Linked DNA regions of Homo sapiens: region 2 is linked to region 1. Evidence: chromatin contacts called from ENCODE Hi-C or POLR2A ChIA-PET data. All regions are on one chromosome and are shown on one strand. The core of a region is the stretch at or near the end of the contact, and the rest is flanking DNA. Distances in the headings are between cores, read along the strand shown.

What was found. A loop is a pair of places that touch in the nucleus more often than their neighbours do. ChIA-PET counts read pairs that join two places held with the same protein, here RNA polymerase II (POLR2A). Pooled maps may share reads with other maps.
Region 2: a map of heart left ventricle shows a loop between it and region 1 (6-fold over the local background). The contact joins the promoter of LINC02716 here to the promoter of CHST1 in region 1. A Hi-C loop is called at or near these places in 54 of 168 maps with a recorded cell type or tissue (Caco-2, GM12878, K562 and 27 more), 25 of 37 single-sample maps with no recorded cell type and 43 of 50 pooled maps. POLR2A ChIA-PET finds 5 or more read pairs at or near these places in 2 of 52 experiments (HEK293 and activated T-cell).

What each region holds. Positions count from the first base shown.
Region 1 is chr11:45,661,611-45,666,897 of GRCh38, reverse strand. It overlaps CHST1 (carbohydrate sulfotransferase 1), which reads left to right and starts at 1,276. Exons shown (of 4, transcript NM_003654.6): 1 at 1,276-1,720. RefSeq lists an enhancer at 3,434-4,087.
Region 2 is chr11:45,768,773-45,774,175 of GRCh38, reverse strand. LINC02716 (long intergenic non-protein coding RNA 2716) reads right to left here and starts at 2,744. Exons shown (of 2, transcript NR_027134.1): 1 at 2,462-2,744; 2 at 1,818-2,183. RefSeq lists an enhancer at 2,551-3,052.

The DNA.
Region 1 (5,287 bases), core at 27-2,526:
ACACACAGCAGGTTCCTCTGACCCAGGAAACTGCTGTGCTAACCATTCTGCTGTGCTTCACTGTGTGGGATGGAGGCAGCAGCTGCTTGCCCATACATCGGGGACGAGGCTTTCCCAGAATGCCTGGAGTTTTCAAGCCATCCACTGCTCTCTGCGCCCCAGTCCAGGAGTGATGGAGAGCTATAGTCGGGAATCAGAGATTCCAGGTGGAGATGAAGGCTGACTGTTCCTCTGCTTCAGAAATAACCATTTGGTCAGAACTGAGGAGCATCAGAGGTTCAGCCAGACAAAGCACCTTCCTAGTCTCCAGATGAGGAAACAGGCCACTGGGGTGGGCAGCCTCAGTCATGTCAGATGTGGTGGCAGAGCTGGGACTCCTGGCCGTCCTCTCCAGCCCAGGGGCCACTGATCACATGATATTGCTCTGCTCATGCACCCTGCTTCTCCTCCACTCCACTCTGAGAGGTTCATCAACCAGTCCCTGGTGCCCATGAAGGCCAGGCCTGTGGAAGATGCTCAGTCAATATTTGTGCAGAGGATACAGGCCCAAGGTGCTCGGCTGGCCAGCTCTGTCCCCATCCCTCATCCATAAAAGCAGTGGTGGCTCCAGATTGCCACCTAGAAAGCCAGGGGCAGTCTGGTAGGAAGAAGGTGGGCAGTGTGGAGGAGCGGCCTAGAAGACGGTCAGCCAGCAAACCCACTCTAAGGTCCCATTAAGACACCCCCTGACCCTGCCCAAGAGGGACAACTGCAGCGGGGACAAATGATTCATCCCCACACTTGAGAAGCAGAGGGGCGGGGAAGGAGGAAAGGCTAGGGGTGTGTGTCAGGGTATTGCACACAGAGATGGTTGGCTTCAGTTCTGGGTTCTGAAGTCCCTCTGTGCCGCTGGCTGGGCAAGAGGTAAAGGACAGCTGGGCCAGGGGCCAGGCTGGGACTCCAGCAGGACTTCCGCGGCGAGGGGCGCTGGGGGGGCGAAAGGCTTTGGCGGCCCGGCCAGCAGCGCCCTCGGGGGTAAGGGGAAGGGAGGCTACGCGGAGAGGTGCCAGAGACAGCCGGTGCCCTTGCCCGCCGGCCGCCCGAAGTCCGGGTGGTGGGCGTGGCTGCCCCCGGCGGGTGGGTGGGGGCGGGCTCCGGAGCCTGGCTGCGGAGTGGGTGTCCAGGGCGCTCGCGGCTGGGGCGGCGCGGGGGGCGGGAAGGCGCGCGCCGAAGGGGTGGGGAGGAGAAGGGGCGGGCGGCTCGGGGGTGGAGCCGGGACCGCAGCGCCTGCCGCTCGCTCGGAGCTGTAGCCGCCGCTGCCGCCGCTGCTCTTGGCTCGGGGACGCGGGCGGGCGCTCCGAGAGGCTCTGGTGCCTGCGGCTGCTGCTCTCCTCCGGCGCCCGGGGCTGCGGCGCTCCGGGTCCCGGCCCCTGTCCCGGCATCTCTCGGGTCCCTGAGCCCCGGCCCCGGGTCCCGCGTCCGGCCGGAGAGAACGCACTCAGCTGCTCGAGCCGCCCCGGGCTCGCGCCCCCGGGCCATGAAGAGGGGCCCGTGAGGCGCGCGCGGAGTCGGAGGAAGAGGAGGGAGGAGGGAGGCCGAGGAGGAGGGCGCGGGAGGCGGAGGATGCCGCCGCGGCTGCTGCCGCCGCCGCCACCCGCGGGTCCCCGGCGACCCTGACTCCAGACCCGAGGATGGAGCCGGCGCTGGGCGCTGCAGCTGCTCCCGGCGCGTCCCCGACCAGGTATTGGCCGGGCCCCGCGGGCTCCGGGGCGGGCGGGAGCGGACACTCCGCCGCAGCAGCCGGGAGGGGCGCGGGCGCGGTGGGAGACGCCCCTCCGCTCGGGGACAGCAGCTACCGGCGGTGAGCGGAGGGGTGGCGGCGGCGAGGAACGGCGGCGTGTTGGGCGCAGGAAGGGGCTGCCGGGGCTGGTGGCCGGTGAGCGCCGCGATCACCTCAGCCCTCCCTGCCCCCATTCGAGGAGGGCAGCAAACTTGAGACGCGCGGTGGCCCCCGAGGCGCTTGGCTCCCCTCCGCTGCGGAGCGCACTCAGGGGCTGCTCCGGGCTCACCGTCCCACGACCCGCCTGGCTCGGGTCTGCGGAGGCGCCTTGAGACCCTGAGGTCCCCGCGCCCGCACCAACTTTCCAAACCCAGCTGCACCCGGAGGCGGGGGCGCCGCTCCCTGCTTCCTGCTCCCAGCCCTGGCCCGGCCTCCGCACCCAGACCGCTGCGATGAGCTGGGCCCCTGTGGGGCCGGAGCCGCCGGATGGTGCAGAGCCCACCACGGAAAGCCGGAACAACCCTCCCGCTCTTCTCTGGGTAGGACCCGGGGATCAGCCCCTCCCAGGCTCCAGGGACCCAGTGCTGGCTTTCGCGGTAACAGCCCAGAGTAACCCTAGCTGGGATGCTGGGCGTTAAAAGGCCAGGCTGCCTGAGGAAGGTAAGACCCGGGGGTCGTCCTGGAGTGGCACCTTGGCCTGATTTCAGGTGTGCCCCCTCCCCCACCCCGGGCCTGCCCTTTCACAGGACTGCCTTCCTCAGCTCTGGGGCCGGCTTCCTCTTGGTGGACTTAAAACTGCTCTTCGGCAGCGGACTCCCTAGGAAGGGCCACTCCTAGGGTCCAGGTGCCTGAAGACGGGCTTGGGCCGGCCATTGACAGGGAGCTGGAGGCTGGGGCAGGGGAGGTGGCTGTCCAGTCAAGGACAGAAATTCAGTCCAGCAACTTCTGGAGGGGTGGGAGGAGCTGGGGGCAGGCTTGGGCGCAGGAGTCAGGCACCCTGGCTGGGAGGAAGCTGCTTTGACCAGCACAGGGACGTCAGAGGCAAGCAGGTGGGAACGAGTGGGCCAGGTGTCTACCTCCAGAGGTTCCTCAGCCCCTTGCAGTGGGGCCTGCTGTCTCAGGCAGAGACCTTACCTGGGCAGGCAGTTCCCAGGCTCCTGTCCTCAGCAGTGGGGACACTTCCAGGCATCATGATGACCCTGTTTCTTTTTCAAAGTGCTTTCATCGTCATGACTCACACATCACATTCACCAGGGAGGTATCAGGCTTCCAACCTATTCAATTCCCCTCCCTACCGGGTCTTTAGGGAGCTGCTGGGGAAAGGAATGGGTGGATTTGCCCTTGAGCCTTGAACCCCTGCAGGAGGCCAGGAGCCTGGCATGGCACCTTTGATTTTCCTGTTGCCAGTCCCTCATCCTGGCGGTGAGCAGCCCTAGGCCAGGATGCTTCACAGTGATGGGGTGGGGAGGGGAGGGGCACCAGGGAGAGCAAGTCTCTGCTAATCATCCCCCAAACTCTGCTGGGTCTTCAAAATCATGGCCAGGTGCCACCCCCAGCCCCCTTCACTCAACACCCGGCTTCCCCATCTCAAAGCAGAAACGCATTTTCCCTAAAATCCAAATCTCCCTCTTTGCTGAGTAGTTGCAATGCTTTTGGCCAGGGGTTTCCTCCCCAACATCCAAAGTCAAGCTTCCCTCTGTCCTGGCCCCTGAGCCATCTCTGTGAGTCACAGGCCCCTGCTGGGAGAGGGATGTATCCCCCTGACCACTCTCCCCCCAACCCTTGCCGACAGGGCCCTAGCTCCTGGGCAAGGGTGGTGCTGACGACACTGATAGAGGGGTGTGTGTCAGGCCGCATCGGAGGAGGAGTACCTCTGTGTTCCACTGAGTCTGCAGGAGGGGCTCAAGTGCCAGGTCCTCCCTGGGGGCCAGGTTCATGCCCTACTAGATTCCCCTTGCCTACCCCTCTGTCTCCCTCCCTTGCCCGCTGTGGATCTCTCTTTACTTTCCCAACTCCACTCTGCATTGGTGTGGGGAGGGAGCATTTGATATTCATAATCTGGTTCAGAGAAGGTCCCGAAGCCCTGAGTCACTGTATGGTTTCCATGGAAACAGACTTGTTCAGAGGACTCGGTGTAGCGGCTGTGGTGGGGGAGAAGGGAAACATATAGTAAAACCAGGCTCCACAAGTGTGGCGGGACTTGGACCAACTCCCTTCGGTGGGGACTGTGAGGGGTGGGCAAGGCTCTGGCCTCCCTGTCAGAGGGGCTGTCTCTCCCCACCCACTGGGGTCCTGCCATTGGATGCCGCTCAGCTGCTGCTGTGACTCTTGGCAGGCTGCTGCTTCTCCCACGGACCTTCTGGCTAGGTGCCCGGGCTCATGGCTACCTCTCCCTGCCTCAGTTTTCCCCTCTGTAAATGGAGAAAATAACACCGACCTGATAGCATTGTTGTGAAGGTCAAATGCAGTAATATATGAGACACACTTAGAATGGTGCCATAGTAAGTGTTCCAAAGCATCATTCCTAGGAATTAAGTCAGGACATTGGAAGAAACTCCCCAAGCATGCTCACCTAGATCCTTACCCTAGGTCCCAGCAGGTGGTCCTGACATCTTGCTGGGCTGGCCTCCTGCTTTGAAACAGCCTCTCCCCAGCGGCCCCGGCACACCCCCCGCTGGGAAGCAGCCAGCCATTTTTTTCTACGGAGCATTTGTTTCAGGTTCCTGAGGGCCTGGCACAGTGCTAGGCAGCCCTGGGTTTTGTTCAGACCCTACCTGTCTAGGAGCCTTGTGGGAGTAAATCCAGATGGACAGGCAGCTCCCTGCCTCAGCCTTCCCGCTAAAGGCAGGGGTCAGCCCTGGAGCCCCTAGGGGTTGAGGCAGATGGAGAGGAGCAGAAGAGGTCCAGGCAGAGATGGTGGCCCTCTGTGACAGAGTAAAGGGGTTGGGGTGGGGCAGGCCACTGTCCCTGATCCTAGAGAGGCTGGTTCATCTGGCTGGAGAAGCATCTGTCTTCCTCTTGATCAGCCAGAGAGGGACAGGGAGCTCTTCAGAAAGGTAACAGATCCTGCACACTCTCCTAACCCCAAGTTAGAACCTCTAGTGCTCAATTGTTCCCAGCATGCCCTGAGAGTCTGGACAGGCTTGGGGCTCCAGCCTGAGCAGCTGCTGATCTGTTATTGTCCTGCCTGCTGGGGCAGGGTGAGGGGCTCCCCGCCCCAGTGCCTGCCTCAGCAGCATTGAGGAGTGCAGCTAGGGGAGATTCTGAGTGCCACTGATGCCTTACCCGGTCTCCCTTACCGGCCCTTCTCTCTCACTGCAGCCCTCCCCTCCATGGCCCTCAGGTTCCCTGCTCCTTGGCAGGGCTCCCTCCTCCCCTCCTGGAAGATGGGCTTCAGCTCCAGGCTCCTTAAAGACATCCCATGCCCATCACAACCAGCTGTCAGAGCTGCAAAGCCTGCTCTTTAGCTGCCGACCCTTCTCTTTCACAGATGGGAAAACAGATTTCTGGGGTTTGCTTGTATGGCCA
Region 2 (5,403 bases), core at 1,495-3,994, 110 kb before region 1:
ATTCTTGAATTAGTGGGAGGGCAGGTTCACTCTCCAAAGTTGGACCATAAATTCTCCGAGGGGCAGGATCGCCTCACCCGGACACTGGCCCTTATACATCCCAGGGTACCAGTAAATGTACGCCTCATCCAGTCGCTTTTCTAACTGCAACAAGAGCGAAGGAATATTTATTGGGCACTTACTCTGTTCTAGACACTATCACAGCAGGGACTGCTTTTCATTCTGGCACCAATTCTGGGAAGTAGATGGTATTATTATCCCCATTTGACAGAGGTGGAAACTGAGGCCCAGAAAGGTGAAGTGCCTTGCATAGAGACTTGCTCAAGGTCACATGCAAATGGAATCAGGACTGGAATCCAAGTGGGTTCAGAGCCTGCCCTGAATGCCCCACTTTTCCTCCTTCCTAGGGCCCGTGGCACTCTTTCTGGGGCCAAGCTCAGGCCAAGCTGAAGGAGCCATTCTGGAAGCAATTCTGGGCAGACGAAGGCCAAGAAGCCAATTCACAGCGGTTGTGCTGACGAGTTTCTTGGCAATGTGGAAAGTCTGACGATCTTACAAATGTGTGAAACTGAGACTCAATTTTCCCTCATCCTACCTCCCCTTTCTACCCACCCTCCAACATGGATCTAAATATGGATGCTATATTGGGGGAGTAGCCCCCCTCTCTAGACTGCAAGAGAAGATGACGTTGGGGAGGAGGTGGGGCCAGCCAAATTGGGCAAGAGCGGCCTCAGATGATGCTGCCTCCAAAAAGGTCCCTGTGTAAGTATGAGGTGGGTGGCTGAGATTTCTGAAATCCGTATCTGAGATGACTAGGTGGAGTCATACATTTCCACCCTTCTGGGGTTAAGGACACAGCCTTAACCATTTAGGGTGACCATTTAGGGTGAAGTCACTGTTTATGGGAGTCTAAACTGTGACTTTGGCAAGGTGCAATATAAAAATGCTAATACATGTTTATGCACTAAGCTGGAAATAATGCCAAGCCCCTCAGTTAAAAAAAAACCTGTCAAGAATTGCAGTTTCCTTGAGTCGGAGGAACTAAGTGAGCTGTTAAATGAGGACTGTAAACCTGCCACATGGCGACGTTGCTTTGGTTATTAAATAGAAATACCTGCTTTCTATATGCATGCACTGTTGTTTACATGCCTCTGAATTTCTAATTTCTGCAGGAGATTCTGGTGACTGGTGTGCCATTTTCTCAATGTTCACAGTTATTATAACTTTAAATATTTTACCCATATCCTGTAACAATGTCATCCAAGTGTTCTTTAAGTGGTGGTGCTGAAAAACGCACCTGAAAATCGATAACATTGGAAAGGAAGTGAGATGTGATAAAACGTTATGAAGAAGGCCAAACCACCGGCAGGAAATGCTGCACTGTTAATTTAGCAGAGAGTGCGTTATGAAATATTAGCGATAATGCCAGGGAAATAAAAAGCAGCATTAAGGCAAAAATATGCCACAATTGGAGTAATGTATGCAACCTATCCTTTCTACTTTGCATTCATTTCTCTGGCAAAATTAGTCAGAAATTATGCACGCTTTGAATTATGCAAGTTTTTCAGGACCACATGCTTTGCATAAAACTCTACTGCCCTGAGGTTCTCAGTGGGTGGAAGAATGAGTGACCATATTCTAGGGTTATCTTAGGCCAGGCCGTTGTACCCTCCTGTCCTAGGTGGGGATGAAGTGACCTCATGTGTAAAATGGGACCGTTGGACTGGCTTGTCTTTCTTTCCTTATTAGACTATGTCGAGACAGGCACCATTATATTTCTGCCCCAAAGGTGTCTTTTTCTGGACGGATCCCACAGCTGATACCAAACTTGTCTTTATTAACTGTGAGGCTGGCCATTCAAACACCAGGTGCCAGAGAGGGTCCCTCACTCATCGGAATCCGGGTGGGATGAATCCTCGGAGGCAAGGTCCCTCCACCTTCACCCTAGAGTCACACAGAGACTTGCCCTGGCGGCTGGTGACAGGTGGGCGGGAGAAGAAAAGGCCCCTGGGGAGCAGGAGAAAGCCAGGTGCCATGGGGACCCAGCGCCGCTGGAGGGCAGCACCAGCACACAGCTGAGGCCGCCTCTCCCGGAGCCCGGAGGGAGCTGGGTTCCGGTCGCCAGCGGTGCCCGGGTGAGCAGTTCACCCTCACGTCCCTGCTCTGACGAAGTTTCCATTCTTCTGGAGAAGACAAAATAAACGTGAACAAATGAACAAGTGTGCATTGTCAGGCAGCAAGTGTTGGTACAAACAAGATAGTGGTGGGGGTGGGGACACCGTTAAATAGGGGCCAGGGAGGCCTAACCCGGGAGGGGATAGCTGAGATGCCACTTGAGTGGAGAAAACAGTCCGAGATCTGAAGGTGTTCATGGAGAGGGGAAGGGGCCCCTAGAGGAGTCGGGAAAGCCTGGGTCAGGGAAGACGAGAAAACTGAGGAACAGAGAAGCCAGGTAACTTACCCAGGGTCATAGAGCCGGTGAGCTGGGGACAGCGCCTGTCAACGCCCCAGAGCCTTCCACGGCACTGGTTTCTCCGACCTTCCTCTCTAAACAGGACCGTGACAGTGACAGTTTCTGCCCCACTCCCCATTTCTGACCGCAGTCCCCATAAGGAAACAGGGCAGGGATCACTGGCTGTGAGCCCAGCAAGTCCCCTCCCGTGGCTTTCTCAGTTATTAAATGGAAGGGTGGGTCCCCCCATAACTCCGAAGCTCCCCTCTCTAAGCGTCCGCGGGCCGGGAACGCCTGAATTCTGGCTCCCGAGCACCTTCTTGTGGACAGTTTTGGAATCACACGCTCAGCGAGAAAGGGTCGTGGGAAAATGGTCTGTGCTAATTTCGGAGAGGCCAGTGGATTGGAAGGTTATCACTGAGGGTGGGTGCACGTGTGTGTGTGTGTGCGCGCACGTGCATGCGTGCATGCATCTGTGTGCCTGTGTGTGTTGGTCTGTGTGTGAATGTACCTCTGTGCGTATCTGTGTGTATGGTTGTGTGTGAGCACATACTGCCCGAGCCTGTGTGTGTGTGAGTGTGTGTGTGCACTAATGTTTGTTTATATGGGCACAGGCACACACATGTCCATGTCCATGTGTGTGTACCTGCATCTGTATTTTTTCGTCTGGTGTATGGGCTTGTTTTTGTGTGCCTGCATGCATGTGCCCATGTGCGTGTGTGTTTTGGGAACTGGGACACAGAGGATGATATGAGAAGTCCCCAGTCTTTCTCACAAAGGCCTAACCACTCTCCCTGAAGCCAGCTTTCTCCCCTACTTGCTTCTGTCTGCACCATCACCTGAGTTCTCCCACCTGAACTTTTCACCGACATTTTTGATGATTTTTCTGTTTTGTGTCCGTTGAGGCTCATTTGAATGTTACAGATCATAGCTCAAGAAATGATTCTCAGGCCGGGCATGGTGGCTCATGCCTGTAATCCCAGCACTTTGGGAGGCTGAGGCAGGTGGATCGTCTGAGGTCAAGAGTTCAAGACCAGCCTGGCTAACATGGTGAAACCCCGTTTCTACTAATAATAACAAATTAGCCAGGTGTGGTGGCGTGTGCCTGTAATCCCAGCTACTCGGGGGGCTGAGGCAGGAGAATCACTGGAACCGGTGAGGCAGAGGTTGCAGTGAGCTGAGATCCCTGGGTGACACAGCGAGACTCCGTCTAAAAAAAAAGAAAGAAAGAAGTGATTCTCCTCTAGTCTACTCACCCAAATCATGAGTTTCACTTCTCAGGTGGGCTGATCACCCACTGTCCTGTTGAGACCTGGGGACTTGTACAAAGTCGTACCCTGGAGGGTTGAGCAGAAAACCAGGCACATAGTAACTAAGACAATGGCGCGTTAGCAAAGCACTCCACACATCCCGTTCACATGTGTGTCTTACTTGACTCACAAACTGATCTTTCATCCTTTTTTTTTTCCTTTTTTGTGGTGAACAGGGTCTTGCTATATTGCCCAGGCAGGTCTCAAACTACCGGCTGATCTTTCAAGCCTAGGCAAGGTGAGGCTAATTATTCCCATTTTACAGATGAAGACACTGAGGCTCAGAGAGGGAAATAATGAAAATAGTACTGCAGGAACCATCTAACCAATATGCAAACTCTCTCATCCAGTTTTCATAACATCATCAATTCCCTTCTTTAAAAGACAAGGAGATGGAGGCTTTAAAAATGTAAGGCGAGTGCTTAATGCCATATAGCCAATCAGTAGTTGAGGCAGGATTTGAATCTCGCTCCAGAGATTAAAGCCCAAGTCCTAAACACAATGGCAGGCGTGAGGGCCCTGGGCACACACTGACTCAAGCTCTTTCAGCCACACACTGTCCCTTTGCCATGCCTCTGGGGTCCTAAGAACATCCTCCTCTGAGCCCACAGGGAGGTCATTCCCCATCCTGGGTGCCCCTGCTCCTCTCCCAGATGCGGGGCAGGTGAATCTTGTAACCTGTGTCACTCTCAGAGGCTGAGATGGGGACTGAGCATTAATTATGCAATAACCTCGCTGTGGTGTGCCTAATTGTCTGATAACCATAATTGAATCTTATGGATTACACCAACATTATTGCAGGGAGCAGCTTAAGGCAGTTAACAGAAGCTGCACTCACTTTGTGATATCTTCCTCCTGTCTCCTTGCTGGCTGGGCTGTGAGTCCTTTCCTGGGGGCTGAGGGAGGCCTCGAGGTGCAGGGGGCAGGCAGGAGGTGAGTGACAGCACAAATGTCGCATCACCTTATCCCCCCGAGGGCACCATCTTCCTGGCTGAGAAAAGTCTGTGTGGCAGGTGGAATTATCATTTTGTAAATGAGAATGTGGCATCAGAAGGCTGAGAGACTCTCCCAATTTCAGTCTTGCTCATTGCTACTGGTCCTTGCTAGCATCATCTGGGACTGTTTAGACGTGCAGCATCTCAGCTGGGCTCGGTGGCTCACGCTTGTAATCCCAGCACTTTGGGAGGCCAAGGCGTGTGGATCATGAGATCAGGAGTTTGAGACCAGCCTGACCAACATGGTGAAACCCCGTCTCTAAAAATTAGCTGGGCATGGTGGTGCGTGCCTGTAATCCCAGCTACTCAGGAGGCTGAGGTAGGAGAATTGCTGAACCTGGGAGGCGGAGGTTGCACTGAGCCGAGATCACGCCACTGTACTCCAGCCTGCGTGACAGAGCAAGACTCCGTCTCAAAAAAAAAAAAAAAAAAAAAGAAATGCAGCATCTCAGGCCCCACCCTGGACCTACTGAATCAGAAGCTGCATTATTTTTTATTAAATGAATTTTTTTTCTTTAAAGAGATGAGATTTTGCTCTGTCTTCCAGGCTGGAGTGCAGTGGTGCGATTGTGGCTTGCTGCAGCCTCGAACTCCTGGGCTTGAGAGATCCTCCAGCCTCAGCCTCCCTAGTAGCTGGGACTACAGT